Regions from separate parts of the Mus musculus genome. Here region 1 is linked to region 2. Evidence: chromatin loops called from intact Hi-C (ENCODE). Cell type or tissue: left cerebral cortex. All regions are shown on one strand. Each heading gives the region's core, and the rest is flanking DNA. Links, peaks and the distances in the headings are about the cores only. Region 1 overlaps Magi1 (membrane associated guanylate kinase, WW and PDZ domain containing 1). Region 2 overlaps Magi1 (membrane associated guanylate kinase, WW and PDZ domain containing 1).

Region 1 (16,178 bases), core at 4,418-9,417, 230 kb before region 2:
ACAAGAAAACCTACACAAACGAAACGTGACTGTGGTTTTGTCCCCTCTCATTGGCTGGTCTTGGTATGTTGCTTGGTTTCACTCCTGAATACCAGTCATTCTCCTGTTTCAGTATTCCAAGCAGCTAGGACTAAAATCTATAAAACTGGGCCTATGTTTTTGACCAGTTTTAATTATGGTGATGGCTTCAATTTTTTTCAAGATGAGCAATACATTGTATATAAAATCTATCTCAATAAAGAAGGTTTTTAAAGGTCTTTGATTTTAATTTTTAACTGTTTTCTAATTGTCTGGCGTGTTAACAAATACAGGCATTTTGTTCAATTGTATTTACAAACTACGTGATCAACATTTTAACCTAAATTTCTCCACTTTCTGTCTCTTTCTCCTATCAGAGTCTCCCAGCAATCAAGCCACCATGTATTAGGAATCTCTTCAGCAATTCTAATAGCTGTTTTCTAAAGATTCATCTCCGGGCACTAATGCAATCAACATAATTATAATAACGCATGTGACATACTAGCATGAGAATCAGTGGTGATCCTGTCATTCCCGTGCAGATATTGCTAATAAAACACTGTGTTCTCTTCTCTAGATAAAGGATCCTCGTTCTTACAGACTAGAGTTACTCCCACCTCTGCTACTCTAGAAGTTTAATGTATGCTGCTGACTACAGCAAGCAAACACTTGATTTTTCACCCATACCTGGCTTTCTCTGGGTCATCCTGTTGACTTGCGACAATCAAAGAAAATGAGCATTGTATTTCTCCTTTGAATTTAAATAACGATTTCCTCTAAGAGCCAATTTAGGACTCATACATTCCAGGAATCCCCCTATTGACTAAACTCAGGTTGTAACAAGTCTGACTTTTTTTTACATCCTTTCAACGTTCTTCTATGCTCAACATGACCACACTCATCATCTGCTGCCAGGATCGTCCTTGAGGCAGCTCGCTTCTCACCTGAGAAATGGTTGAGCCAATATCTATATTGAAGAGTCATCATGGGGACTAGGAATGACGTATGGTTACCATTGGGATGCATGCTGCAAGAACACACAGATTTGTTTAACTTATATAATCCAAGTACTCAGAACAGGGCTGGTATTCAGTAAAGGTTCAATAAATATCTATTGAATAAAGGAATATGTAATGGGCCTTTCACATGAAACACACACAAAGAATTCAATCCATACACAATGTTCTGTAAGAGCTGAAATTGTAAAATCACTTTAGATGTTCTTTATGTCGCTTATAATCAATTTCTAAAGTCAAGAACAGAACCAGACCACAAGGGAAGCAAAGGATCTTGACTCTCCAAAGTAAAAAACAAAGGCAGAAAACTTTAGTAATTTCACGTAAGAGCAGGTTATACAATATATTAACCAGAGAGAGAGAGAGAGAGAGAGAGAGAGAGAGAGAGAGAGAGAGAGAGAGAGAGAGAGAAGAAACTAGGCTAGTGCAAGAAACCTTTGATGAAGTTATGTCTTAGTTACCTTTCAAATGAAATCGGAAGAGACAGGATGATTAGCTAGACATTTATAGAAGAAAGTGTTTAACTGGGGCTTACCGGAAGAGAATGAGTTCAAGACCATTATGGTAGGGAACACAGAAGAAGGCACACATGACCTCAGAAGTATCTGAGAGCTTACTTCTTGATTCACACAAGTGTTAGAGGGTGGTGGCACACGCCTTTAATCCCAGCACTCTGGAGGTATAGGCAGGCAGATCTCTGAGTTCAAGTCAGCCTGGTCTACAGAGCAAGTTCCAGGACTGTCAGGGTTACATAAAGAAGCCCTGTCTTGAAAAATAACAAAGCAAAACAGAACAAAATTGATCCACACAAACAAGGGGCAAAGAAAAACATTGGAAATGGTGAGGGCTTTTGAAGCCTCAAAGCCCATCCCCAGTGACAGAACTCCTCCAATAAGACCATACCCCCAATCCTTCCAAACTAGTTCTACCAACTGGAGACCAAGTACCTAAATATATGAGCTAATGAGGGTGATGCTCTTTCAAACTAAAACATGTAAGAGTGATATGAAGGAAATATCAGTACCAGAGCCATGCCTATATTCAAAGACATTCTAGGATAAAAGAAAAAGCATGAATTCTCATCTATCTCTACTTAAAATACTGTATTTTACTTTTTTACATTGTATGTGTTTGTTTGCCTGCGCATATGTCTGTGCACCACTGAGTGGCTGGTGCTTACAGAGGCCAGGAGAGGGTACTGGACCCCTGGAACTATAATTATAAAGTGTAATAGAGTCATGCAAAGGCTACAAATCAAATCAGAGTCCTCTGAAAGAGTGGTTAGTACTCTAAACTCCTAAGCCATCTCTTCAGCCCCTTGAAATACAATTTAAAACATATCCAAAAATAATAAAATGATTCCTAAGTTTTTCAGTAATATTAAATTGCACACCTCTCTTACTTTATCCCGATTACCCATCTGCATAAAAGTTAACACTGTCTTAGAAGTGTACTATTTAAATTCTCCACAAAATGTAGTGGTCTACTCTGCTTAAGCTCAATGCTGCCTGTGAGTTTCCAGTGTGAGAAAAGCTCACTGCTTCTGCAGGTGAGTCCCAGGATGAAGTAGGCTTACATTTAAGGGTCGGCAGTGTACATAATAAGGTCAGTACTGATGTGGGGAGATTTATGTCTCCCAGCTCAGTCTCCCTCTGGACTCGGCCTCTAGGATGTTTTCCCCCACTGCATTCCTTTTTGTGAGTGATTGATGCATGACAAGTGTCTCAGTGTATCTGCCTCATCTCACACATGCACATCCTTGGCTTGTGTCCCGTGAATGAATAAATATGACAATGAGACCCTCCTGGGAAGGCAACAGTGGCCACCCCACCACACCTTGGCTCTCTACTCAGCTACCCTTCAAGCTGATGGAGGATTCTGCCTGTAGCCAGGAACCTGAGCTCCTATAAATCACTAGCAATGTCCTCAAGCAACCAAGACCAAAGCAACTCTGGCACGAAGGTTATGCTGTCCTTAAGTAATCACATTTTGTTGCTTCCTAAAAATTCACAGTTTTATCCTGAGATGAAGTAGCACCATTTCTGCCAGGAATCACATTGCAGAAACATGGTTGTTTTGTTTCTGGACATACTATATTTGATAAAATTAGAAGGAAGCCATTCAGCAATCTTCTTGGAGGAGGAGGAGGAGGAGGAGGAGAAGGAGGAGGAGGAGGAGGAAGAGGGAATTTTCAACCAGCTTTTAAGAGGCAGGATAAAGAAAACACAGGGAAACATTTTTTGCAGGTTTCAAATCCCACTTGCAACACTGATCCAGCACAAGAAATGGAAGAGATGGATGCCAAATGCTACTGAACATAATTAATCTTGTATGAAAACTTGGTCACAAGGGACAATGAAATCTCCCTGGTCAAAGATTCTCTCAATAAGAACAGATGCCCCCTGCAAACTCTCTAAAATCTGCTGCATTCTGGGAGTCCACAAAACAGGAGACACACTTGGCACTGAACCTCCCAATGCAAAAATGAGACTGGACAGCTAGGTTAATGTAATGAGCCATAAGGTAGCAGCCTTGAAGAACTGCCCAGTCTCACTACTGTGGGAGTCCTGGAGTCAGAGTGACAGATTCTATGAGGATAACAGAAATTTTCCAGATGAAATAACAGACACTTAACAAAACCCAGTATCACATGGCACTGAGGTGATGAAGACGCCAGGTGGGACCCTCCAGCAGAGCTTCTGCGAAGGTACCTCAGCACCTCTGTTGCCAGTGGGTGGACCGTTGAGCTCCAGACAGACACACATGTAAACCTGGTACCAGCTATGGTGAGTGGGAGAGAACTCTCTCCCTGCTATCAGACACCATCTCATCAAATTTGCTTTGCAAAGAGGATCTGACAGTCAAAACATTCAGTTCTAGATCCTCAGAAATTATAGACAGATGAGAAAGGTGAATGAATCTTGATTTGTAAAGACGAACCAAGAAAATAATAGTATGTTTCCAGGGACTTACGCTGAGTTATGGTCATGGAATCCCCAACCATATCACAGAGCGAGACGGAGACACTCTGACAGCTTGGCTCAGGTCAGCACAGTACCTGTGGCTGTTATTATCTTTCTGAGAAGGTAGAAAGGAGAATAGAAACATCCTATACATATGACATAAAACAGACTGTGTGGTGGTTTGAATATGCTTGGCCCAGGGAGTGGTATTATTTGGAAGTGTGGCCTTGTTAGAGTAGGTGTAGCCTTGCTGGAAGAAGTGCATTACTACAGACATGGGCTTTAAGACCCTTGTCCTCGCTGCCTGGAATCAGTCGTCTCCTAGCAGCCTTCAGATAAAGATGTAGAACTCTCAGCTCCTCCTGCACCATGCCTGTCTGGATGCTGCCATGCTCCTGCCTTGATACTAGACTGAACCTGTGAACCTGTAAGACAGCCCCAGTTAAATGTTATCCTTATACAGGCTTTCAGCAGAAGATGTGGCCCAGATTAAAGGTGTCTACCACCATGCCTGGATCTGGAACTTGTCTTGTCCCAGGCTGACCTTGAATTTAGAGATCTACTTGCCTCAGTCTTCTGGGATTAAAGGTGTGTAGTACCTTGCCTGGGCCTGAGCTTTTCATGGCCACTATGCCTCAAGATCTCCATGTCAAGACCTGGGTCAGAAGCCTGTGTCTTCCAGCCTCAAGATCTGGATCACAACAGGTGTGCCCTCCACTTGTGGATTGTAGTTCATTCCAGATGTAATCAAGTTGACAACCAGGAATAACCATCACAGACTGATGAACGGATAATGAAAATGTGTTATGCTTATACAATGGAAAAACACTCAACAGAGGAAAAGTCAAATTTGCAGGCCAATGGACTGAACTGGAAACCATCATCTTGAGTGAGAAAACTCAGATGAAGAAAGACAAACCATACGCTTGCTTTCTTGAAAATACATATTTTAGCTTTTAAGCTTTAGATATGTGTGTTTTCATTTGGAATGCCCACTCAGGTTAGGAAACTAGTAAAGGCTTATATGGGAGCAGGGATTCTTTGAAGCAAGGGGAGATGGACTATAATGGTAGAGAGAGAGGAAAGAGAGAAAACGTGGAATAGAAGGCATCAAGTGGAGTGGGGGATAGAAAGGAAGGGCAGATGAGGGAATGTGGGGAGCAAGAGCTAACAGTAAATTCCTTTTGGAAACACTACAGAAGATAATATACATATGTATGTATGTATGCATGCATGTATGTACACATACCCTGTAATCACTGGCTACCAAATAAAAACCCCAGAACGAGAATGGGTCAATTCTTTTTGAGTCGATGACAGAGCTATGTTACAGGTTATTATCAGCGACTTCCAGAAGTTGATGGTAAGATCCTATTGCTGAACACACCACACCCTTGAGTTTAGTAGACAAAACCTGAATAATTCCAGCTTCAGATGACAACCCAAATGAAATGGGGAAAATCTCTTGGAGCCCTACTCCTATATATAGGCCCACAAGCAACTCGTGACTTCTGAGAGAGGAAGAATAGTTTTCCTCAGGGACAAGCTCCCTAGTTGGTTATCCAACACCACATGGTCAGCCCAGAAACATACATACAAGTAACACTAAAAGACTCAGCAGGTTGTATTTATGCATATATTTACATACACTATATATATATGTATATATATATGTATGCGCGTGGTGTTGAATCATATCAATCCCAACCCTAACTTAGACAATATTAATAACAATTAAAGAAAAAGAGGACAGGAATTGAGAGGAAGCAGGGTCGAGGGAGCATGGAAACAATGAAGAAAGGATAATGATGCATATTTTTATTAAAAATAAAATATTTTAATAAAAATATATCATGAAGATACCCAATCACTTTCTTATTGGATTTAAGGCCCACTCTACAAGCCCAGCACTGTTAGTGAGGCCAAGCACCCGTGGCAAGGCAGGTCACAGAGCCTAGGAGAAAACCTACTATTACTATTGTGCTGAAGTGACATAGCATTAGAATGACTCCTAATGACATATCGCCTTACCCTAAGATCAGTGTGTCTGCCTCTCCACCCTCACCAGGGATGCTTCTTACACAAGAGAGGAATTAACACTGAAAATACAACTGCCCAATGCACAGAGAATAAGGAACTTCAGTGTGCTCAGTTCAAATGGGACATCCAGATCACACCCCTCCCCCTCAAGGATCAGAGATCTTAATGGCAGGGAGACAGGAATAGTTTAAGGGCCAAGAAGGATGTATTATTACAAGGAAATAGTGGCGTTTTTTTTTCCCCTTGTTTACTTTCGGTTTGGGTTTTTGTTGTTGTTTTATCTTTGTTTGTATACAAGAGAACATATGCACGTAAGAACTCACAGCAATTGTGACAGAAGACACAAAACCTGTGCAAACCCAAGCCAAACAAATCTCCAACAAATGGGGAGGCAGGCAAGTCCCCTACTGCGGAGTGACTGGGAAAGGCAGAGTCCGTTTTCTTTGATGTGTGACCTCTGATGGAAGGGCCACACTCCACACCCAGGCTACCTCAGAACTGACTTAATGGATTTAAAACAGACATGGTACAGAGAGAAAACACAAAGTTGGGCGGGCGGTGAGGCAGAGGCAGATCTGGGAGGGGTTGGGAGAAGAGATGACTATGATTGAAATACAGTGTCTGAAATGCTCAAGGAATAAAGCATTAGGTTTTAAAGTTTTTCACTTAAAAAGGAAAAAAAAAAAAAAAAAAAAGGACGGGGTGTAGCTTAAGATCAAAGTATTTGGAAGGCCATGACTATCATTCCCAGCACTGTAAAAAGGGGGAAAAATGGCTAATAAAACTTAATGAAGTCACTTATATTCTGTCTTCATTCATCAGTGTATTTTCTATTATAAAATTATAATGATCACATATGTTCTGATGACTATCAATCAGAAGTGGTAGTGCAAGCCTGGAATCCCTGTGCTCAGGAGGCAGAGACGGGATCTCTGTGAGTTTGAAGCCAGCCTGCTCTACATAGAGAGTTGCGAGCCAGCCACAGCTACATAGTGAGACCCTGTTTCAAAAGGACTACCAGCTCCCTCAATGCAAACCCTTTTTTTTTTCCTGTCTCATTTACTGATTTGTCCCAAGACTAAGTCTGAGTCTACTGTCGGGTAAATTCATCTAAAAGAAAAAAAAAAAAAAAAAAAAAAGAAAGAAAAGTTTGTTGATGAAATTCCCCAAACAAGGAGAATAGCATCTGGAATGAAGAAGTCTGTATCACTGAACAACAGGGAGAGCAACTGACAGCCATTCTCAGACTGCTTTCCACTGAGTCAGGGACTAGGCTATACAAAGTAACTATATCCTTTCCGTGCAACTAGCATCATTTTATCAGGGTTTGATGTTAACTTTCTCTCGGGCTCTCTTTTTCCCTCACGAGCAAGCGCTGTCAGTTAACAGTGCCAGAAGTGAGCACATGACTCAAAGTTAAACACCAGAGCTGCTTCCTAAAATTCAACTTTGGTGGGATAAAAAAAGACTCCGTAGGAGCTAGGTCTCCCTACCACAAGTCACGTTTCTTACGTCAAGCAGAGTGTAGGCTGATTACAGTTGTACTCAATTCTGTAGTTGTGCCTACCTATGAAAGAGAGGGAGAGAGAGATCTTTCCATCAAAGAACAAAATGAACTAAGACCCTGCCCCATGCAGAAGGGATAATCAAGCACCCCAGAATCCTAAAGGGCACACTAAAACATCAGTAATTTTCTTTCCACCTTTTTCTCCTACAAAGCATACACAGATTGAATGCATACACATCAATGCTGCTTAGATATGTGTTAAATACATATGCTTCCCAATCTGCTCCACGTCTGTAAATGCCCTTCTTTAGAGTAAAGGGCAAAATCTTGCCATCTTCCCTCCTACACAGCCCGTCAAACTTTACCTTGAGCTCAGGCCCATAGCTGCTTGCTGCCCCCACAACTGACAGCTGTATGAACCTTCACACTGTCCTTCCTCACCTAGGCTGCCTTTCTGTCAAGAGCCTCCTGAGCTGGCCTCTGAAATGCTAAGTCACAAGGGAGTCTCTCAATACCGGACTCAGCATCTTGGCGGGATGAAGGCTCAAGGATCGGGCATGACCATCAAAGCTAGCAGAGCTGCACATCAGCAATCTAGAATTTTACTGCATAGTATCAACTTTTTTTAGAAAAGTAAGCTGAACAGAACTGTACTCAAAATCCTCTATTAAAAAAAGGTTAGTGGCACATACATTTAACCCCAGAAATCAGGAGGCAAAGGCAAGTAAGATCTCTAAGTTCAAGGTCAGCCTGGTCTACATGAGAGTTCCAGGACAGCCAGGGCTACCTAGAGAAAGCCTCTATAGAGAAACCAAAACAACAAAGCAAATCAAAAAAACCCCACAAAAACAAAAAAGCAAAAAGACTCTGAAGCCCCCTTCTGATTAGATTCCCTAGCCTGCAACTTCATCTTCCTTTCCCCTTGCCCTACTCTACCCAGCTCCACTGCCCATCAAACAAGGCAGGCAGGATTCTGCATCTTTGACTTTGCACTGCTGTCCAATGAACTGGGAACGACTGACTCACTGACACCCTGATTTCCAGAACAAAACCAAACTTTTTCCAACTCACCTGTGTGTGTGTGTGTGTGTGTGTGTGTGTGTATGTGTGTGTGTGTGTGTGTGTGTATGAACTCAAGAGAACAACAGTCTCTCACTCATCAATTTGCTGAGAGTATAAGGAAGTATCTGGAAGATGGCGGCTGTTTAGGAAATACTGACTGAGTAAAGGTGCATCTTGAGGACCTTAGTACACAAACACAGCCTTTACCCCCGTGGAGTCAACATTATAGTGATGATTGCTAAATAAGTGGTTTGGCCTCTGTAACTTCCAAGTTCTCTGTAGGTTGGCTATTCATCGAAATTGAGTGTCTTAAAATATACAACCATACAACAGGCTCTTCTAGACTATCTGCTCCCTAAATCAAGCTTAGCGGGAATTAGTTTGACTTTTCTATTGATATACTGCAAACCCTAGAAGTTAAACCACACACAGCTACAGATTCAGTAACAGGGCATACTCTCAGGAGACAAAGAATAAAGGTCATTTATGAGCCTACATGGTAGACTTGGGGGTAGGAAGAGGGAAGAGCAGGGAAAGAGAAGAGGCTCAGGCCTGGGCTAGTTCTTCTCCTAATGGGCAGACCCAATATCCCAGTGAGCAACAATATACAGAAACCTCCCTCAGTGTTTTTGGGAGCTGAGTGGAGTGGGTGTCTGTAAGCACACCACAAAAGCACTTATTGCAGGTGAGAGCCCTTGGAATTGCTATTAGACATGTAACACCAAAGGCAGGCTCTGGAGGTGGACGGAAGAGTGCCAGGGTACTCTGAGCATGAAATCCAGGTCAATACAACTGCTGAAGAGAGCAAGCTTTTCCAAGGCAATTGCTGGGATTCCCGCCCCCCCCCCCCCTTGCATTCTGACCTTGTTACCTCATTTCTCATCTTGAACCTCAGACCAAGGCCATTGTGAGCACAGACATGCATGGCAAGGGCACTATTTTTCCAGACGTTTGCTTGGAGGATACAAAGATCTTTCAAAGAAAATCTTTCAATCAGCAAATAAACACTGGCATAGAACATGACTAACCTCTTACATTTTTGAAATTATGAGTGCCATTCTCACCCTAGTATTATACCTCTCTCTTACAGAGATATAATATGGACCCATGTGGAACTTTAAAGACACAAAAGTAACATCAAAAATAATTCAAAGAGGCCAGAGAGGTGGCTCAGTGGTTAAGAGTGTGTGCAACTCTTGCAGAAGACTTGGGTTGGGTCCCAGCACTCATGTTTACAACTGACGGTAACGCCAACGCAGTATTCACATGTACATACCCATGTTCATACTCGTTCACATAATACAAAAAAGATTTTTAAAAAGAAAGAACTCAAGCTGAACAAGCAAAATTAATCGAACAATTAGTTTATTCTAGATCAGCATATTCAAACTACAATAATGCAAGATCAGTCTAAGGACTATGACTAGTGAGGTATTCCCCTTCATTTGCCCCCACTGAATCTTTCCAATGTACACAGTATTTTAACCTGTCAGCAGATCTCAATTCACATGATCTCTACCTGAAATGCCCTAACAGTTACATGTGGCAGAGGACTTCTTCACAGATGTTAGGCACTTTCTTTTTCCAGACTCTATTGTTATTCTTTGAGTCATGCTTTTTTAACATCTCTCTCAGAAGGGAGTTAGGAATTTCTCCTAACTTAGGACAGTGTTAGTCTCAGCCACCAGATATTTCTTGGAATGCGGTTACTATATGAAGAATTGTGACAGTGGGAATGGGCCGTTACATGTAATAAAGTTGTATTGCAAATAATATTTGTTGTATTGCAAATAATATTTGTGTTTCCCTGACCTCTAGGAGAAATTGCTTCATTAAGCTTCCTTTTAACAGTGTTTTTCCTTGCTAATGACATATTAATGTATGTTGACTCTAAGGTTTTCAAACAGCTAGACAAACAACAAACACAACAAAAATGAAATAGCACCATAGGCAACAAGGCCACAAGTGGAGTTCCAAACTGTCTTGCAACAACACGCCTCGGGCTACTCGAAGGGTTCTAGCAAGACGAGGTGTCTCTAGAACTGAGCTTCTGAAGGGTGTTCTCAGCAAGATTTTAAGGGAAGGAATTGATGGTACACTGACAATAGGGCGTCTCTCTCACCCTATACACCATGAAAAGGTCGCTCTTTCTCCTTGAAGGTGAGATTACAGCTTCTCCTGGCTTTGGAAAGTGGATCACCAGAGCATGAAAGGAGAGATTGGAGAGATTTCCACAGCTATGGTAGTGTAAAGCTCATATAACATAATAATTAAAACATCCCAGACCCCCTTGGCATAACCTATCCCTCCCTCCCTTCCTTACTCATGGGTCTCAAAAAGCCACTTTCTGAAAGCAAGCAAGGAAGCAAGCTGGCTTAAAGTTAACTTTCTCCCTCCCTGTGGAAGGTTGGTTAGAAGCATTGCTCAGCCTACAAAATGAGCTATTATGACCTAGTTCTGACTTAGAGCTGACTCAGCTGAGACCAGCTGAAACAATGCTTTTCAGGAGGCCAACGCTGGAATTGGTGAGGCTCTGACAGGACCCTGCCAAAGTCAGCGATTTCTTAAAATTGAGGTCAGGTTATAGGAACCCTGATGGCCTTACTGCTGCTGCAAGAAAGCTAAGCCAGTCAGAGTGAACCCACCTTCACTCTCCCTAAAAACAGCCAAGAAATGATGGGCCACAACCTGGGAGGTCTGGTCAGGAGGTGCCATTCAGCACCACTGAGAAATCATCAGTCTACCCACAGTTACATCATGGTAGATACTTCACCTAAGCAAAGGGAAGCCTACAAGCCCTTCCGAAAAGCGCTAAGGAGAGAGAAGGGATTCGCAAACATCGCCTCCCCAAATCTTGCTGTTAGGCTCCCTAACACTAAATCCTTATTTGCTAGAAAAAAAGCTATCAATGACTGCAGCAGTAAAATAAATGGAAGTGTAAATAAAATATACCCAAGACTTGGGTTCTTACTAGGTAAACATCAGCAGTATCTCTCTCTGCTCTCCATCTACCATGCCTTTCTTTCTTTTTGGTGGGGAGGGGGGAGGTTGATTTTTTTTATTAGATATTTTCTTTATTTACATTTCAAGTGTTATCCCCTTTCCTAGTTTCCCTTCTGAAAATCCCCTATCCCCTTCTCCCTCCCCCTGCTCCCCAACCCACCCACTCCCATTCCTGGCCCTGGCATTCCCCTATACTGGTGCATAAACCCTTCACAGGACCTAGGGCCTCGCCTCCCATTGACGACTGACTAGGCCATCCTCTGCTACATATGCAGCTAGAGCCACAAATCCCACCATGCGTTTTCTTTGATTGGTGGTTTAGTCCCAAGGAGCTCTGGGGATACAGGTTAGTTCATATTGATGTTCCTCCTATGGGGCTGAAAACCCCTTCAGCTCCTTGGGTACTTTCTCTAGCTCCTTCATTGGGGACCCTGTGCTCCATCCATTGGATGATTGTGAGCATCCACTTCTGTATTTGCCAGGCACTGGCAGAGCCCCTCAGGAGACAGCTATATCAGGCTGCTGTCAGCAAGCTCTTGTTGGCATCTGCCATAGTGTCTGGGTTTGGTGGCTGTTTATGGGATGGATCCTCAATTTGGGCAGTCTCTGGATGGTCATTCCTTCAGACTCTGCTCCGAACTTTGTCTCAAGCTGTTCTACAGAGCAATTGTGATAAAAACTGCATGGTGCTGGTACAGTGACAGACAGGTAGATCAATGGAACAGAATTGGAGACCCAGAAATGAACCCACACACCTATGGTCACTTGATCTTTGACAAAGGAGCTAAAACCACCCAGTGGAAAGAAGACAACATCATCAACAAATGGTGCTGGCTCAACTGGAGGTTAGCATACAGAAGAAAGTGAATCGATCCATTCTTATCTCCTTGTACAAAGCTCAAGTCTAAGTGGATCAAAAACCTCCACATAAAACCAGAGACACTGAAACTTATAGAAGAGAAAGCAGGGAAGAGCCTTGAAGATATGGGCACAGGGGAAAAATTCCTGAACAGAACAGCAATGGCTTGTGCAGTAAGAGCAAGAAGCGACAAATGGGACCTCATAAAATTGCAAAGCTTCTGTAAGGCAAAGGACACTGTCAGTAAGACCAAAACAGTCAACAGACAACAGGCAACCAACAGATTGGGAAAAGATCTTTACCAACCCTAAATCTGATAGGGAGCTAATATCCAATATATATAAAGAACTCAAGAAGTCGGATTCCAGAAAAACTAAACAACCCTATTAAAACATGGGGTACAGACCTAAACAAAGAATTTTCAACTGAGGAATACCTGGCTAAGAAGCACCTGAAAAAAATGTTCAACATCTTTAATCATCAGGGAAATGCAAATCAAAACAACCCTGACATTCCACCTCACACCAATCAGAATGACTGAGATAAAAAAACTCAGGTGACAGCAGATGCTGGCGAGGATGTGGAGAAAGAGGAACACTCCTCCATTGCTGGTGGGACTGCAAGCTGGTACAACCAATCTGGAAATCAGTTTGATGGTTCCTCAGAAAATTGGACATAGTTCTACCAAAAGATCCAGCAATACCACTCCTGGGCATATACCCAGAAGATGCTCCAATATGTAATAAGGGCACATATTCCACTATGTTTATAGCAGCCTTATTTATAACAGAAGCTGGAAAGAACCCAAATGTCCCTCAACAGAGGAATGGACACAGAAAGTGTGGTATATTTACACAACGAAGTACTATGCAGCTACCGTGGCTTTCAAATACCAGTTATTGGCCAGCAACTCGGGCTGTAGTAGTAAGGAAAACTTTACAAGGATTTCCCTTGTGGGACCCCACAGATCTGTCATAAAGAAGGCAGACAGGCTAACAAAAAAGTTTACAGAAGTCAGTAATACTACCCAACTTGCTCACTAAGAATACACTCTGTGTGAGGGTCTATGCACGGCACTCTGTTTAATATTAACTAGCAATTAGGCATGCAGACTATTGTACAAATGAAGGAACAGACCCACAGAGGTGAAATGGTGGGCTAAAGCCATCTCTACAGCCAGAGACAGAGCAAACCTAGGTTTGTCCAACTCCTAGTAAAAATGTAATAAAGAAAGGAAGGAAAGAAGGGAGGGAGGAAGGGGAAGGGGAAGGGGAAGGGAACAAGCAAGCAAGCAGACAAGCCAGCAAGCAGAAAGTGGGGAATCCATCATGCTATTTATTTATGTGTACATATGTCTGGGTAAATGTCTGCATGTGAATATGGGCGCCCAAAGGGGCCAGAAGAAGGCATCAGACACCCTGAAGCTGGAGTTACAGATTGTTGTGAACTGTGTGACATGGGTACTGGACACCAAACTCAAATCTTCTGGGAGAGCAGTAAGCACTCCTAACTAGTGAGCCACTGCCCCAGGCTCCATCTTGATATTTTAAAACTCAGAGAAACTAATGAATAGGATTGACTGACAGCTTGTGTATTCCCTTAAAATTCTTGATTATAAACAACGTGATTTTTTTAAATGGATAAGGAATTTATACACACAGTTCATCAAACAAGATATACAGGTGGCAAATAAGCACATGTAGACATGTTTAGCATCTATAATTGTCTGAAAAGCAAGACAACTTACTACCACAGCATTAGAAAAACCAAAAAAAAAAAAAAAGAACTATCAGATACCTCAAAAATGTAAAGGTACTCGCTGCCAGGAGGAACAGCCTGCGCTCAACCCCAGAGCCCACACAGTGCACAGAGAGAACCTAAGCCTGTACACTGCCCTCTCTCCTCCATGTGTAGTGTGAATTTGTGTGTGTGCACACACAGAGATACATACACACAATGAACAGAATCAGCATTATAATCCATACACATGCACACACATCTATAAACGTTTTTCAAAAGACTAAGAAAACATTTGACAATATAGCTTGAGATTCTTTTATTTGAAATATTTGAGACAAGACGTTTCAGTGTCCCCAGTCCTTTGGATTCTGAAGTATCTGTACAGCCTTTACCCAGTGCGTGTCTCTCATCTGAAAACTCAGATTTTAAGTATGGACATGACACTAAAAACCCACTGGAGTTCAGCACTATGATTACCGAGGAAGATGTTCAACCTGTACCAAGTCTTAGAGAAAAATCGTACACAACTCTCATAGCAACACTAAGGAGGCAGAGGCAGGAGGATTTCTAGGAGTTCCAGACCACCCAGAGCTACACAGTGACATCCTGACTCAAAAAATAAACAGAAACAACAAACCCAAGTGCCAGGGAAGGCATAAAGCAACTGAGAGCCTTACACTGTCTACGATTGAGAGGAGACACCATGGCCAACCACTGTAGAAGCGGGTAAGTTCCTCACTGCATGAACCATGGACTTACCATGTGACCCAAAGACCTCACTCCTCTGTATTTACCCAAAGTGAAAACCTAAGTTGACAAAACCCTTGTGTACTCATGTGGTTCTTTGCCCAGGAACTCTAAGCCAATTTGATTGCTTTATGTGGGAGCCTCCTTAATGACATTATTCATAATCCCTGAGTAAAAGCAATTCAATAGTCCCTCATGAGGTAAACAGATTAAGTGTACTGTGGTACATTCATAAAACGGAACAATACACAGCAATACAAAGGAACTAATAATGTAAGCAACAACAGGGGTGACACTTAACTCCATTTATTATGCAAAAATCTGAATTCAAAAGCTGAATACGGAATGATTTCATTTATGTAGCATTTGAGATAAGTAGAAAAAAAATTGGTTAACACAAACTAAATATGGATGCCTGGTAATGGAAGGAGACAAAGGGATGGGGAGGAAGGAATTCTTAGGGAGACTTCAATGCTCTCCTTGAATGATTGACAGGTCCAGGATTGTATGTGACTCCCAAATTTCACCACAACATCCCTGATTGTAAGTGAATTCAATTCACTTCAAAAAAGTTAAAGTTTTTAACAAACACCCTAACATTTCTCAGAAGCAGGTGCACAAGCGCGCGCGCACGCGCGCGCGCGCGCACGCACACACACACACACACTTAAAATTCACCTAGATTAAAGCCATCTCAAACTAACATAAGTTTTCTTGATGACAAAATGTTAGAATATACATATTTTCAAACTGGTAAGAAACATAACAGACTTTTTTTTTAACACCCTCTTGCTGGTTGGCAAGCACAACAGCTCACTCCAACACCTTCATTCTGCATTCTGGAAAATGCAAACACAACACAGGAGGCGTCTGGAGTAAGAGACACAGGTTTTCCATATAGCTTGGAAGTCACAAAAGCTGTCTTGGAGAAGGTGACTTCATACAAAGGAAACTGCAACCTCCCATAGTCAGGGTTTACTGACGAGGAATAAAGTCAAACTGAGCATTATGTAACTGTGTCTACTGTCTTGGATTCCTATCCCTAACCCATTGATGGGAGATTTCTCTGCTCTAAGGTCAGGATCTTTGAGATGACCACACATGCTGAAATGAGACACCACTGTGCTCAGAACCTCAGCTACTCTCATGCTGTCTGCAGAAAATAAACTGTGCCTACCCCAGGTCTTTACATTACACGCAACACAAGAAAACTCATGAGAAAC
Region 2 (16,178 bases), core at 5,000-9,999:
TCTCTATTTTTGCTTTTCTTTTTCCCCAAGTAGAGAATTTAAACTCTCTTTTTTTTTTTTTTTTTTTTTTTTTTGGTTAAAAAAGGGGGCTTTTTTTTTCTAGATTTATTTATTTATTATATATAAGTATACTGTAGCTGTCTTCAGACACTCCAGAAGAGGGCACCAGATCGAATTATGGATGGTTGTGAGTCACCATGTGGTTGCTGGGAATTGAACTCAGGACCTTCAGAAGAGCAGTCAGTGCTCTTAACTGCTGAGCCATTTCTCCAGCCCTAAACTCTTTTTTTTTTTATTAAAGAATTTCTTTTTCATTTGTCTATATTTTTTAAATGCCCCCATTTGATGCAACATTTATCTTTTTTAAGCCAAGGGCTTCAAGGAAACACAACACATACTACATTAAGGTACTTGAAATATCATTGGTTCAGACATATATATATATATAGCAAGAAAAGAAGAATGTACATAACGGTCACTTAATCGCTATGGCAAGTGCAGCTGTGAGTTCATTTATATCCTGCAATGTATTTCTTATTTGAAGCATTTGTATTTCCTGGGCTTCTGGTCCGCCTTTACAAGTAAACTCGTAACACGATAGAGGCCATTCATGATAAGCTAGTGTTTGAAAATACATGACTGTATTCAAGAAATTAATAGCCCTCTCTCGAATATTTACTTTCTTCCCCAAACAACATTTGCATTAATGTTGCATTTTACAGTGAAATCTAAGAAATTTAAACTACTTCAATGCAAATGAGAACATTTTTATACTAAGTACTCATAGGCCATTATTTGGCAGACTTAAGAACTTATACTTACAATTTTGGCACTCACTGGTACCATATATAGATTCATCATCTCTATGGCTGAAGCCAGAATGCAGCCCTTCTGTTCAACCACCCTGTATCTCCCTTACTGGTTACATTAAACTTCATGTTTATTCTTGCTTTCATTTAAAACTTGGTATCATGGATAATAGATTAGAGCTGATCTGAAGTCAAAGTCACTGCTAACAAAATGGGTGTGGCTTGATTGATACAAGGCTTCAGTACCAGGGCCTGTAATGCCTTTGCTTTAGCTTGCCACTCACATCAACCCACGTGCACAATCAAACTAATGTCTCACTCGACAAGCCCAACATGCCATGGGTATATCTGGTTCTGAGTAAGAGGTAGCAGGTACCAAACACAAGATGACAAAGCCAAAGGAGGATAATGTCTTCACTGGAAAACAGGCGACCTCAATTCTGATGCTGCACGAAAGACTGGACTAAAACATAAACAACTCTACTCACTGACAGGCTGGGCAGTAACCCAGAAACTAAACTAACTCTGCTGTGTGGGGCAGTGAATATTCCTGGCTTTGTAGTTTCCTAAGGACTCTGTAAAACATGTAAGAGATCAGTGGCAAATACAGACTATCAGCTATTAAAGGTATACAAGGAGAATGACAGTTGCCTAAAAAAAAGATGGGACTGGACTTCTAAGAAGCCATCACTTTGCTGACTGCTGTCTCACACACCTGACTGTGCCATCTGCCCTGTCTCACTGCCTTTAGAAAGTCTACTCTGTAGTACTAATATAAAGTATTAAACAAACAATAACGCCAGATGTGGTAGGATGCATGCCTGTGGTTCCATCCACATGGGAAAATGAGGTAAGAGGATCATTTGAGTCCCTGAGTTCAAGACCAGCCTACATAACTCAGAGGGAGTTGACATCATCATGTAGTCATCGTTGATTATGATGATGATCATGTCGATAACACAATGTCACCTCCGTATAGTCATCCAGTCACTGACAGTTATACAATGTCCATCTCTGCTGACAAATGGGTAGTAAATGTGGCCGTATGGAAACAATTTCTCAGAGATTAAGACATAATTAACACAGGCAAAATGAAGAGAACCTTCCACAATTAAAAAATAAAACGAAACATTTTATTTCTCTCTAAAGGATTCTGATACCACAGCTTCAAATAGATACAGGTGGGATCAGAGCTACATCCTGCCAACACAACCTCAGCCAAAACAGTTCCCACAGCACCTCTGTGGCCCCGCCTATCTTCACCCAGGCCCTGTATATCACTTCTGCAGCAACTAGCAGAATGGCCCCACAGGTCAGTATCAGCCACAGGTGCTGTGCTTGCTAAGGGAAGGCACAGCACATTGAAGCAGGAGGAAGGAGGAAAAACACACACCCTCCCCAAAGTGGCATGGGGCTGCTGGAATTCTCCCAGTCTAGTCTCCAGTATCAACGCTGACTGCAAAGTCAGACCACACTAGAGCCATCCACCAGCCATGAGGGAGAAACACAGCTCATAGTGGCCTTAATGTTTTGCTAGTGAAATAATGCAGCAGCGAAGACTAGCTGTTTCCATAGGATACAACTGCCCTCCTGCTGCTTGGCAACACTCAGCATCTTATTTATGGTCTCTCCGTGTTGGTCTATGTGGCTCCTCTAATCATGTCCTGTCCGAATCTGCTGTCTGGTTCCCTACAGGAACAACCCCAAATTTCACACTTGTTTCAAGCTATTTAAAGGAACTAGTGTAGAAATTCTCAAACTCGGACTTAGGATACTTGTGGCTGAACACGTCTTCCATCCTGGTGACTGCACAGTGGACAGTGAGACATTCAGCCTCAATACTTACCTCTCAACTTATGTGATGAACAAAAATATCTCTAGGACATGTTAATATCTGCCAGGGTTGGAGCTAGAGAGATGGCTCAGCAGTTAAAAATGTTTGCTGTGCAATCATTTGGGTTAGATCCCCAAACTCACATAACAAGCCACAGGTAACTCAAGCTCTGAGGGATCTGATACTTTCTTTTGGCCTTCATACATACGTGCACAAGCACCCACATATGTGTGTGTGTGTGTGTGTGTGTGTGTGTGTGTATTCACGCAAAGCATATATAAAATAAATTGGAAAGATGGGCCTGGGTTGGGGGGGGGGAGAGAACAGTGGTGGGGGAGTGGGCTAGAAACAAATGAGAGGTGACCTAGAAGATCTCACTTGTTTTAGAGACAGTGTCCTGTGTAGCCTACAGATCTCAAATGAACTATAAAGCCAACTTCTGATCAACCCACCTCTACTTCCTTGTGTAGCCAGGGAGCTGTGGGACTGGGAGGAGCAAGGCCTGATCAAGAGTGGGGTTAAGGTTGTGTCCAAACCCCAGAAGTTTTGTGCTGAGATCCCAGGAGTGGGATCTCTCCTCCCCTGTCTCGGTTGCCTTCATGTCCTGATGCACATAGCCCTGTGCCCCTACCTTTACCTCATCAGAGGTGGTCACTTACTAGGTAGCCAGGTTAAACGTCTTCCCCCTTATAAGGTCATGTCCAGCAGCACCTGGAACCCCTCCTTATGCAAATGAGTCATCCCCAGCACCTGGGTTTAAACCCAGAGCTTGTGCTTATTAGGCAAGACCCCAACCATCAGAGCTACATATATCACCCACCTGTAGGTCTTACCTTTATAATAGTTTTTCCCCTTCAAGATATCATAGATCCATGGAAAAGGATAAAGATAGAGCAGGCAAGACCTCTGTACCCATCACCTGTTTTCCCATATTGGTTCTACCTAACCAACTACAGTAGAATTTCAAAAGTAAAAAGTGACATTGGTATATGCATTTATAAATATATTCTATGTTAGTTTCTTACCTGCATATATTAATATACCCAACATGTCTCACCACCCTCCACAACAAGCTAACACAACTGTTAACTCCAGGAAGAATGGCTCTTATCAAGAAGACAGAATAACAATTACCAAAGAGAACCCTTGGCTATTGTTGGTAGGAATATAAATTAGTACAGCCATTATGGAAGACAGTGCTCTCATTCCTCCAGGAGAATTGAAGAGAGACCTGCTATATGATCCAACAATCCCACTGGCAGGTGTACATGTAAGGGAAATGAAATAGGTTTGTGCTACAGACAGCTGCTCTCCCACTATGGGGCTACTCATATAAACCATTCAAACTAAAGTGAGGTAGTTTGTGCTTCTCCAGCCACTCTTCCATGTCATCCTACTCAGATCCGTATAGAGCAGTGGTTCTCAACCTGTGGGTGTGACGCCATTGGGGTGGTCAAACGACCCTGTCACAGAGGTCTCATATCGGGTATTCTGCAAATCAGCTTCTACCTTATGATTCATAACAGCAGCAAAATTGCAGTTACTAAGTAGAAACAAAAGTAATTTTATGGTTGAGGGTCACTGCAACATGAGGAACTGTATTGAAGACTCACAGCATTAGGAAGGCTGAGAACTACTGGCATAGGGAGTTGTCCCTGATATCTTCCCTCTGAACGTGTTTTGTTTGTTAGCTGTCTGGTTGGTCAGTCGGTCAGTGTGTGTTGAGGACTGAACCCAGTGTTTCACACACGCACTCTAGTATTGAGCAACCTCCAAAATTCTCAATGTCTTCAGAATCTGCAATGACAGCTTCTGTTTCATCTTTCACACTTGCAATGAGTATTTGTCAACTTTGGTAGGTATCTGTCACTTTTATTGACACTTTCAATGGCTCATTGATTTTCTCCAATATGCTCCATTTTCAATGATTGCTGATGTTTTGTTAGAGGTTCATTGGTTCGATAAACCCCATGGCTACAGCAACATAGACAAGGAAAGGCTTATTTTAAGTTTACTGTTGCAGAGCTTTTGCTCAAGAGAGAACAACAGCAGGCATGAAGGCTGGAGCAGCAGCTCAGAAGCCACATTTTAAACCACAAACAGGAAGCAGAGAGAGTACACTAGAAACGGCATATGGCTTTTGAAAACTCAAAAGCCTGCCCACAATAACATATCTCCTCCAGTAAGGAAGGCAACACCTCCAAAGCCTACCAGAACAATGTCACTAACTGGGGAATCACATATTCAGATGCCGAGAATATGAGTAACATCTCATTCAAGCCACCACGCTGACCATATATTATTTATTTAATTTCCTTCTGTTTAATTGCGTTTATTCAGCTTTCCTTACGGAAATGGGTGGGGTCTTACCATCTATAAAACATAAGAACTTAAGAGTCCTTTGTGCCCTGTTAAATCAACCCATGAACCTACAGCATACGCACATGAGGTAGACACCAAACTGTGAATAACAAAGAACCAAGTTACAATGGCTCCATATAAGCCAACTGGAAATGTATGAGGGACATCGAGGGTTTAATTCAAAAGAGTCATCATTCAGTTTAATAGTACAGATACAGAAGAATCATAGTAATGAAATATTTCAACAGTTAACTACTTACAATTAAATATTTTAACTATGTAACTAGTTAAGTATCCGTATGCACAGCTTTACCATTCTATTTTGTTTTTCCCATCCCTGCTTCAGACCTCTACCACAGTGGTTGCTCTCTCTGCCTCCATCAAATTTTTATGGCCATTTCTCTAACATCGAAACAAATGCCACAGCTCTGAGTTATAGGGCTGTAGCCTACAGAGCAGGAAGTAGCTGATTTTCCCTCCTGGGTGTCTTAAGACAGAGCAAAGCTACCTTTTTACAACACTGCAATTTGCACTCTGGGAAGGGAGGAGGTAATAAAAGGTTATTTAATCAAGCAAAGAAATTCACACCCATTTTCTCATTTTGTTTAGTTCTCGAATTTTGTGCATGTGCAATTTTAACGTAATTTCAGCTAGAAGAATTCCGTGAGCTGCAGCAAAATGCCTTTCTACCCTTCCTTCTTTCTCATAAGCTGCCTCATGGCACCACAGGGTGTCATGGGCAAAGTCACCACAGGGTGCCATGTGCAAAGTCACGACTTCTGTTGCTTGGCCAGTACTATTTCTATCTATCCAACCCCTCTGCTTCATTCTGGACCAGGAAGTTTGCTGCTCACAGTCCTGGGTGACCACAGCCTTCTGCTGTAGACTCTTCTCTGCCTGCTCATTGCAAGTGAAAATCAGATACATGGGTCCTCTTCCCAAAATGCCTGTATCTCTTTGCACTTGTGTGGTTTCTGTTGGTCAGATTTTTCACCTCTCTGTCAAAGTACATGACTTGAGAAGGAAAATTTATTTTGGATCATGGTTCAAGGGTACACAGTTGCTGGGCTTGCCAGAAGATTATGGGGCAGAGGTAGATAAGAGAGATGAGTCATGGTGCCCAGGAAATGCAGAAAAGGACAAGGTACAGCCTCCAATGAAAACCTTCTCCAGTGACTTACTTCCTCCAATTATATCCCAGTTTTTATTTTTCACCAGCTAACTCCTAATAATGCTAATTAGAATATGAGCCCATCAAAGGACACATAATCCACTTGTTATAGCCAATCACTCCCTGAAAGTCATTCAGTTACCAACCAAATGACAAATGCAGGAGCCTGTAAGGGACATTTCATAAGCTGTAATGTGTTAGTAACCACTACAATGGTCCTCAATGACTGGCACTTTTGATATTTGTGGTTTTCTATCATTTAGTAAGAACTCACTAATTCCCTTTTAACCTAAGCATGTCTCTTTCAGTCAAGATTTAAGACGACTGAGTCTCGCCTGTCTCAGGTGAGCTCTGCTATTCTTCCCAGAATCCTTCCTAAAGGATGTAGATGTCACAGAGAAGTCCACTGGACTTCTTGAGGGTCTACTAAGTAAGGGAGCAAGGCATGTGATGAGGAGATGTCCTGCCAGTGACTCTCAGGCCTTTGGATAAGACTTCAGCTGTCATCAGACAGTGAACCAAGGAGATCCCCAAGTAAAGCCGTACTCGGGTTACTGACCCAGAGGATAAAGAATTCCATCTATCATGTTCAGCTACTAAGTTTTGAGATACATTTATTACACAGCAATAAATAACTAATACAACTTCCCAGCCAGAGACATTGATTGTCACAACAAAGCTGTCACCTGTTATTTAGCTCACTCATGTCCAAAGACTCCCAATTCTTGAGGATGTAACCCAGCTGCCCTAAACAAATGCACAGGGCAGGAAAATTGAACACTAATCTCATGGAAAAAAGACTGATGGTCAAAAACTGTGAGAGAACCTAAGAACTTATTTCCTACTCTGAGAGAACTCTGGGAGGTCTTAGCACATCAAAAACTCTGGGGCTGGAGAGACGGCTCACCAGTTAAGAGCACTGACTGTTCTTCCAGAGGTCCTGAGTTCAACTCCCAGCAACCACATGGTGGCTCACAACCAACTGTAATGGGATCTGATGTCCTCTTCAGGTATGTCTGGAGACAGCTACAGTTTACTCATTTAAATATGATTTTAAGAAACAAAACAAAAACAAAACTCTGACCCTGACCGCCACTGGCTACTTTTCCAGGAGACTAGGGTTTGACTCCCAGCACCCACATGAAAGCACACAACTGTCTATAACCTCAGATTCCAGGGATCTGGCACTGTCTTCTGGACACTACAGGTACTGCAAGCATGTAGTGTAGATGACATACAAGCATAACACAAATAAAAATGAATATAATTTAAAAAGTAATTCAAACTCAATTCATATAAGACAAGGGCATTGTGTTGTTTTATGATGTGCTTCCCAACACAGAACAGATACCTAAGTATAGAGAAATTTTATAGAGAAATTCAATATTGAATGAGACGGTTCCCCATCTCCACCAATTCAAAGACCATGGAGCCCTGCAGTCACAATCACTGGAATTTCCAGGATTAGGGTTATGTCATTTCTTCTGGTCATATACTTGGAGTAATTCTGAATTGCTATGTGTCTCTGTCTCCTATGACCCATGTTAAACAGTTTTACCAAGCCTCATCACTTCATCTGTAATAGGCAGCTGCTAAAAATGCCTACTTCAGTGAGACCCATGGGTACTTTTGGTACAATACCTAGGACAGGAGAGACTCTATAAACACCATGACGATACTCCTCATCCTATACACTGGATCTTAAATTAATGAACTTAAATTTCTAAGCCAGGGCTGAGATCTCAGTGTTTCAATCCTGTCCTTCACAGCTGCATAGAGGTCCTCACTGGGCCAGTGCACCGCCAGGGTGATGTAACTCTACTCTCATGTGACAGTGACAGGTTTCATCTTGTCTGTATCAGTCACACCTACCTCAACTTTCCCCAGGTCCAGACTACAGATGGGGCTACCATGTTAAAAATCACAATTTCCAAAGTTGTGCAATCCTTGCAAGAAACACTGGGTTTGTTTGCTGACAATTATCACCCATGATGCCACACAATGTTTCCACATCCTTACAACTAGCACACAGTTGATTCAACCTATGAGATAGGTCGGTCCTTACCTAGTGAAAGACTAAGAGAGATCTACAGCCAGGCTGAACACTCTCAACACTTGTATAAGACTTGTGAATCAAAGCTGGAAGTCTGTAGTGACGCTCCTGCTCTGAGCACACTCTGGGGCAAGTTTGGAACCTGCAGATGCTGACCCGGTGCCTGGCTGCTCACACACAGTGCTCAGAAATGAACTAGCTTCTATTCAAACAGCACCTGCTTTTGTGTCTGCCAAAGTTAATTTAAGCTCAAGGAGAATCACCATGTCCATGACTCCTCGGAGTCTACGGCTTTCCAGCAAACACGTTGCATCCTGGGATACTGGTGTTCCTGCAAATGAGTTGCATCCTGGGATATTAGCCCTGATGTCATGAGGACCTGAGTCACAGTTGAGAGAGGATTTTCATCCCAGAAATGTGATGTCATTGCAGACTGCAGGCAGCTTGGCCTTCTGAGCAGACTTTATAGGATACTCAGCTAGCTTATGCACCCCACCCTCATTTGGAGGATGGAGGACGGAAGTCATGAACTACAGATTCTGATTTAACAACCAGAAGTTAGAGCTGGAGGATGCTCTGCCACCATGGCCATCGTAAGGCGATGAATCTGGGGTGGGGCTTTGGGCTCACCGAGGGAAATAACACTAAACACCTAAGTAGCAAGGCTTCAAAGTGGTAGCCTTCAGAACTTTGCTGAGCCTTGGTAAGAATTCCACAGTAGCTCCTGTTATTGTTCCCATCACATAAACTGTAGGTCTGAGAGGGTAAGTATTTACCTGAGACCTTTAGAGGAAATGATGGACGTTCAAGTCCAAGCAGGTCTATGGTCTCAGCCATGGGACCAAACTGCCCCTCTGAGGAAGACTTGAATGCATAATCTAAAGGAACAAATGGACTGACAAGTGTTAACAAGTTGGTGTTTTTATCTTCTTGGGTCTCATCCTCAAATCAAGAGGAAAATTTGTTCTTATGGATTACAAAGGCCACCAGAGTCATTCTGAGAAATGAAACACTTTTGTTTATACCTTTTTTTTTAAAACTTACTCACTTTACATCCTGCTCACTGTCCCTCTCCTGGTCAACCCACCTCCCCCACATACAATCTTTTCCCCCATCTCCCTCCCCTTGCCCTCTGAGCGGGGTTGGGGGGCACCCCCTGGGCATCCTCCTACCCTGGCACATCAAATCTCTGTGAGACTAGGCACTTCCTCTCCCACTGAGACCAGACAAGGCAGCCTAGCTAGAAGAACATATCCCCCACACAGGCAAGAGCTTTTGGGATAGCCCCCACTCCAGTTGTTGAGGATCCACATGAAGAAGCAAGCTGCACATCTACTACATATGTGCAGGGGGCCTAGGGCCAGCCCATTGTTGTTCTTTGGTTGATGGTTCAGTCTCTGAGAGCCCCAAGTGACGACTCTGTTGGTCTTCCTGTGGAATTCCTATCCCTGTCTGAGGTTCACAATCCTTCCTCCTGTTCTTCCATAAGAGTCCCCAAGCTCAATCCACTGTTTGGCTGTGAGTGTCTGCATCTGTCCAAGTCAGATGCTGGGTGGAGCCTCTCAGAGGACAGCCATACTAGACTCCTGTCTGGAAGCATAACAGAGTATCATTAATAGTGTCAGGGATCGGTGCCATGAGACTGCATGGAAATCTTAGCAACTGCCAGGGGTGGGGAGGTAGGGAGCATCTCCAGGGAGAGACAGAGACCTGGATAAGAGAGGCACCCAAGAATCAAAGGGGGTGACCTTAGCTGTGACTCACAGCAATGGGGATATGGAACATGAAGAGGCCATCTCCTGTTGCCAGGCAGGAACCCCAGTAGAGCGACAGAGACACCAACTCACCCACAAAACTTTTGACCCCAAATTTATCCCATCCACAAGAAACGCAGGGACAGGGGATGGAGCAGAGACTGAGGGAATAGCCAACCAATAACTGTCCTAACTTGAGACCCATCCCATGGGCAAGCACCAATCCCTGACACTATTAATGATACTCTGTTTATACCAATTTTAAGACAAATTATTCCTGAGCTACGTCCTCACTGAGGGAAGGTACTTAAATAGAGTACATGGCTACAAATGACCCTCCAGTCAATTCTCTCCTTTGTCAATACATAACCCTATCTGCTGAACAACTGTACCTCAGCCAATCACACATCTGAGTCTTCCAAGTGCAGATCTAACGCTCAAGAATCTCTATAAACTTAATAACGTTAAATCTGAGGCAGATGGCTGAATGCCTTAGAAATCCCAAAACCTTCAGGGGATCCTGGATGGAAATTCCCTGGCTGGGTTTATAGTTTTTATCTCTGTATCAGAAAAATACTGCCACCACCTGGTGCTTCATTCTCTGCTACAATAGAAGCCTCTGCGAGCCATAAAAATAGGATCTGGACAGCGTTCCTGCTGCCAAAGTGACCCACGTTAAAAAAAAAAAAATGTTCTTAATTTGTATGCTTTTCATATAATTCCAACCAAAGTATTGAACAAATTTAGCTTATATCCATATGGAGGTAGTCCCATCTCTTAAGTATGCTCTTAAGTATATTAAGCGACGCAAATGAAAAATATTAAAACACACAAGTCAAGTCTGGGACAACGGTGCATGCCTATAGTACCAGAAACACACACAATGCAAGAGAAACTCAGTCGACACAATGAGACTTTGTTTCTAAAAAAATTAACTTAATAAAATTAAAAATATATGAATTTAAAAAATGCCCAGGACCCATACTGAGCAGTGTGACCACTCGTGAATTTTCACACTGAGGGGAAACACACATCATTCAACCATTATTCATGCATTATTTTATGCTGGGTATACAGAAATTTTTATACATGTTCTTTATATAAGAACATGTACTTTGAACACCTCTCAGCTATCATAGAGAAATGTATCATTCAACCCTTATTTATTTTTTCACTCTCTAACCTACCCATTGAGGCTGTGACATACAATGATTATTTTTACAGTTAAAAGTCATGTTTCTTTGCAAAGCTGGTGGGCTGTCCCTCTGGCCCGTGTAAGGCAAGCGCTCACCACTAGGCATCAGCCTGGGCCCTGGTGTTTTGATAGTGCTTCTGTGGGCTTCTTATCATTTTGTAAGGAACGAACGAGCACCAAGTGCCCAAGCTCCGGTTTAAGCCTGTTCCCACAGTGCTCCCTGCTACCCTTCTTTTACAGGACCAAAATGACCAGGGACCAGCACCTACACAGAAATGAAAGAGGTCTAAGGAACTTAAAATCTCCCACTAATCAATGGTGGTTACCATGACGTTTTAAACCAAAGAACAGGTGCAACACGCCCAGCGTGTGTACAAACTTTGTTCGTTAGTTCACTACTCTGTTGACACCGGTTAACTCAGAAGTCCTAATAGATCCGGCAGAAGCTAAAATGCCAAACCAGAGGGTCAGCGCTGCTCCAGAGACAGGAAGTCTGTCTGTCAAGCTCACTGGGAGGACTGGGAAGCAGCAGTGAGTTGGAAGAAATCTATTTTGTCAGCCCATGTGTCTCTGTTTGGGTTACTGGGAGTGTGGTGAATATAAGAACTGCCTGTTACACTGAATGAAATCTCCAATAAAAGAAAGCCAAATGGGAAACATATGGGAATGTTAAAGAGGTGGGCCAAGTGGAGCAGAGTGAAGCAAAGTGACCTGGAATGGTTTAGACCCCATATGGGCAGTCTTAATAAGATGCTTAAAATGACATCCTAGGGCCTGCAAATCCAAGCGAGCCCTTAAGTACATTTACTCCTGGCCCCATGGACCCATTAGTGCCCAGCTTATACTATACCTCTTTAAAAAAAAAACAAAAAACCAAAACTGACAATCACTCTTTAATTAAAGCGCATTACAAACGTAAGGCACAGTTTGAACAAAGAAAATGAACACACTCTTGGTAAAGTTATCCAGCTTCTGCTGCATCTAATTTTCCTCCTAAGCTGGGAGTTCATTAAAGAAAGTAAACTGCCCTTCTAACTTAAGAGATGAGCAATCTGCAAGAAGGGAGACTTTGCAGGGAGTGGGCTAGTTAGTGACTGAAAAAGCCTGAGTGATGTACTCAGTACTGAAGTCGAGCCCAGAGACCTAGGAAAAGATCCTGATCAAACTCCTTCAACAAACTTAGACTCAAATTCAGTGCAAAAACCTCCCTGCTAGGGAAGACGCTGGAGTAGATCTCCACATTTTTCTGACTGTTGGTAATCTATGAGAGCTGCATTTCCTAGTCAGCAGCTTGTGAGTGGCTGGGGACCTATGATCAAGTAGCCAAAGAAATAGGTTGCTGCCAGTTGAACTCTACATTGCAAGTTCAAGACCACCCGGAGCCTCTTTTCCTTTTGCTCAAGACCGAGTTCCACTGCTGGGATAGTGACTTCTCTCTCAACCTCTCTCAACCTTCGAGATGAAGCTGAGCAAAGTCACTGTCCCCAGCCATTAACTATTTGGTACACATGCACGTGAGCTAGGAATCAGCAGGAGCAGCAGAAGCAGAAAGTTTAACAGAAAACACTGACATTTGGTTATTGTATTAGATGATACTGATGGACGACTTCACAGTCATAGAAGCCAAAGGAAATACATCTTCTAACACAGCCCCAGTGTGTCACAAGTACTCTGTCTTGACAGTCATAACATGGATCTATCTCTATGTATCTTCACATCATATGGAGAAAGAACACAAACATCAATTAATATAATTCTTCTCTGTTCTTTCCAGATTCATGGCATTTGGCTCCTTTGGGAATTTAATAGAAAGAAAAAAAAAGAAAAATGAAAAAAGGTTGCTCTGTAGTTCTGGGGCAGATAGAAAGGCAGGGAAAACTGGAAGACATGAGAAAAAAAAAAAAAAAAAGGAGCATTAGCATTATCCAGGCATTTAGCTTAGATGTCTCACCTGCAGCAGGGCAAGAATTCCAACACAATTAACACTGTCCCAGGCCCTCTCCTCAATCCCTACAGACTACTCGAATCCCAGTGGAAATCTCATTTACAGGGAAAGGACATCCCCAGTGCAGCCCTAGCCTTATCAGATTCTAACTCCATCCAAGGCATCTCTGTTATTAAAAGAGAGAAGGGAGATGGATTTCTTGGCAACCTTTAGAGATATAAAGTGAAAGCTGCCAAAAGGACTGTGCTAATGCTCAAACAGTTAACTGTTCACTATCCCGAAGAAGCCAGAATCCACATTTGGGTGGGTCTGGCTTTCTGGCACTCTCCCACAGAAAGCACATACTGACCAGCACACTGTCTGAGTACCTATCTTTTAAGCCTATATTGAAAATGAGCAACCTAGTTTCACTAAAATGACTAGCCTAGCCCTAAAATTCTTTCTGTTGAAGCCAGTGATCCCTCTGAGTTGAAGTCTCTGAAAGCTGAAGGAAACTTCTCAGGCTGCTGAGGGTAGCCATGCAGAGCTGTGTTTCTGTTCCCATTATCCCAACCTCAAAACTGACCAATATTGCTGAAAGGTAAGTTATTTCATTAGCTTGCAAAAAAAAAAAAAAAAAAAAAAAAGGAGCTAATATCAGAATTAGCTGATCAACAATCATTATCACGACTCCAGGGAGTATCATATTACTCTGAATAACAGAAGTACAACACGTCCTACCAAATTCACCTAAGCAGGCTGCTTTCTTACTAAAAACATGCTAATCTAAACATTCCTATTTGGAAATATGCTAAGATCTTCTTAGATCACGTTTGTGTCTGTCCTGCTCTAAAATGTAAACACAGGCCTTTTCTGTTTGCATTATGCAAATGAGAATGGCCAGAAGTCACATTTTGCAGAAAACTTAGGTAGCTTCAGCTCTGAACATCCTGCTAACTGAAGAAACCTCTTAGCATTCCAAGCAAACACACTCCCAGACTGTTCTGGACTGTCCCGAATTTATTCTCTAACTGTCTAGAGTTTCGAACTGAAAGCCTCACGTCTCAGACACACCGTCAGACCAGTACTGCTGGTCTTAGTAAAGCAAAGACAGCCTCAGAGTGTCAAGATAAGAAAGACACATCTTCCTGGAGTGTAAAGATATAAGGGAGGGACATTACATCATCTGAGAGAGTCTTCCATTAAACCAAGATAAGAAATAATATACGATATAAACTCTGGATGAACTTTTAGAGCCAAACTAAAGCTGTCAAAGTAACGTTGAGTTTTTGTCTTTTGTTTTTATAGGAATATGGCAAGACGATATGGTCGATCCTGGAGAACAAATGCCAGCCTTACAGATTGCACCCTTCAATCCTTTTACCTGCAGTCTGAGCCTAGACCAAGACCAGCCATTAACCTCCCTAGGCTTTTTAAAACACAACAGGGCTGGAGAGTTGGCTCAGTGGTTAAGAGCACTGTCTGCTCTTCCAGAGGTCCTGAGTTCAATTCCCAGCAAGCACATGGTGGTTCACAACCATCTGTAATGGGATCTGATCTCTTCGATAGTATGTCTGAAGAGACCTGAAGTATATTCACATATATTAAACAAACAAACAAATAAATATTAGAAACACACACACAAAACAAAAAAAAAAAAACACACACCACATTGGAAAGCAGAGAATATGCTGGGTACCTGAAGTTTATACAGAGAAAATACTTCCTATATATTGTTTGATTAAATGAGTGCTCTGGTCTCTGAGCTTTATATACAACATTTTTGTCATGGGAATTCCCAGAGAATAGCACACACACTTACACATGTGCACGCACACAGGCAGCACACATGTGCGCGCGCACACACACACACACACACACACACATTTTTCATTTTTGAAAGCTTGGAAAACATATCTATCAGAAGAAAAAACTGCATGCTTTCTGTCACAAAGGAAGAGGGATGACTGACAGGGATGCAGCTAAGCAAAGGCTGAATATTTTGCGTGGGCTGTTACACGGGATCACAGGGAACACCCTGAGCTAAGTGTGAAGGGCTACAGAGCACCTTGAGTAGGGTAGGCTGGTGGTGTGCTTCCATCCGGAGTAGCTAAGAACCCACACTGAAAATGAGTTCTGGGACCAGTGACTCCTATACCAGCCCTCCTGTCTGGTCCTATCATGGGGGAAAAGCTTGCCCAAGGAAATCCTCTTGGAAAGTTCCGGATAATCACACAGGCAGGTAGTCATAGAAACAGGAAGACCATTGTCTAATAAGATGAGCTCCCTGGACACCAAGAGATTTAAGTCTAGCCAGAAATAAAGAGGGCACTGGTCAAATACAGCAAACTTGTTACCAAAGGACACCAAGTGTGGAAGTCTACCTAAAATGGTAAAATACAACACATGAGATAGTGTCTATGTATACACCTCCATCCACCGCTTTTAATGTTAAAAGACACTTTGTACTAAAGAAAGCATTAGAGAGGTCAGAGATTTCCCACCAGCATCGTCTGTTGATACATAGCCTGAGATTTAGAGTTTCCGGATTTTCGCTCTAGTCTATTCCAACCCAATGTAGTAACGGCTTCAGGAACTTGAACATGACTTTAGTGTGTGTTATGACTGATCTACTAGGGTTTGTTTAATGCACTGACGAGTGAGCTCCTGGCAGGGCCAACCTCATTCTTCTGTGCATACTCTGTGCTGATAAAAATGCTAATGTGAGTTTCCTTCCTCAAATACTTCAACACTCAAAGTCTAAAACACACAGCACACCTTTTACCACCTGCTGGGTGGTTTCTGGTACATTAAGGCCTTACCCTCTTTGTTCTACATCTACTGAACTCCCAGGCAGCCTGAAGTTAAGAGAAACATGGGATAAATGTTTGGACTAGTAAGTAAACCTTTAAGGTGTATCAAAAAGGGATGGGTGAATGAGAAGGGGAAGCGGTCTCTAGCTACACAGGCCCCCAGTTTAGTTAACTGTTTAAAGTGCTTCCCTCTGCTAGACACCCATTTCGCTGCTGACACTAAAAATGAAAATCCCTTCAGAGCAAATGGGTTGTCACTGTTAA

The links. Hi-C counts contacts between places; a loop is a spot of excess contacts. Peaks named below come from ENCODE experiments on the same cell type or tissue, not always from the same donor. Only the 100,000 strongest peaks of a DNase experiment are listed, where the experiment ranks them.
Region 1: it touches region 2 in a loop (7-fold over the local background); 1 of 42 quality-filtered maps calls a loop at or near these places.

The regions. Positions count from the first base shown.
Region 1 is chr6:93,886,630-93,902,807 of GRCm38, forward strand. All of the region lies in intron 2 of Magi1 (membrane associated guanylate kinase, WW and PDZ domain containing 1), which reads right to left. Gm22840 (a small nucleolar RNA gene) reads left to right here and starts at 3,986; the gene lies at 3,986-4,121. In left cerebral cortex, for the core only: no CTCF peak of the experiment used is centred there; a DNase peak (open chromatin) is centred at 7,496.
Region 2 is chr6:94,111,149-94,127,326 of GRCm38, forward strand. The region is part of intron 1 of Magi1 (membrane associated guanylate kinase, WW and PDZ domain containing 1); the gene reads right to left. Among named protein-coding and RNA genes, the nearest start is that of Gm52867, 110 kb to the right of the region's middle. In left cerebral cortex, for the core only: a CTCF peak has its summit at 7,353; no DNase peak of the experiment used is centred there.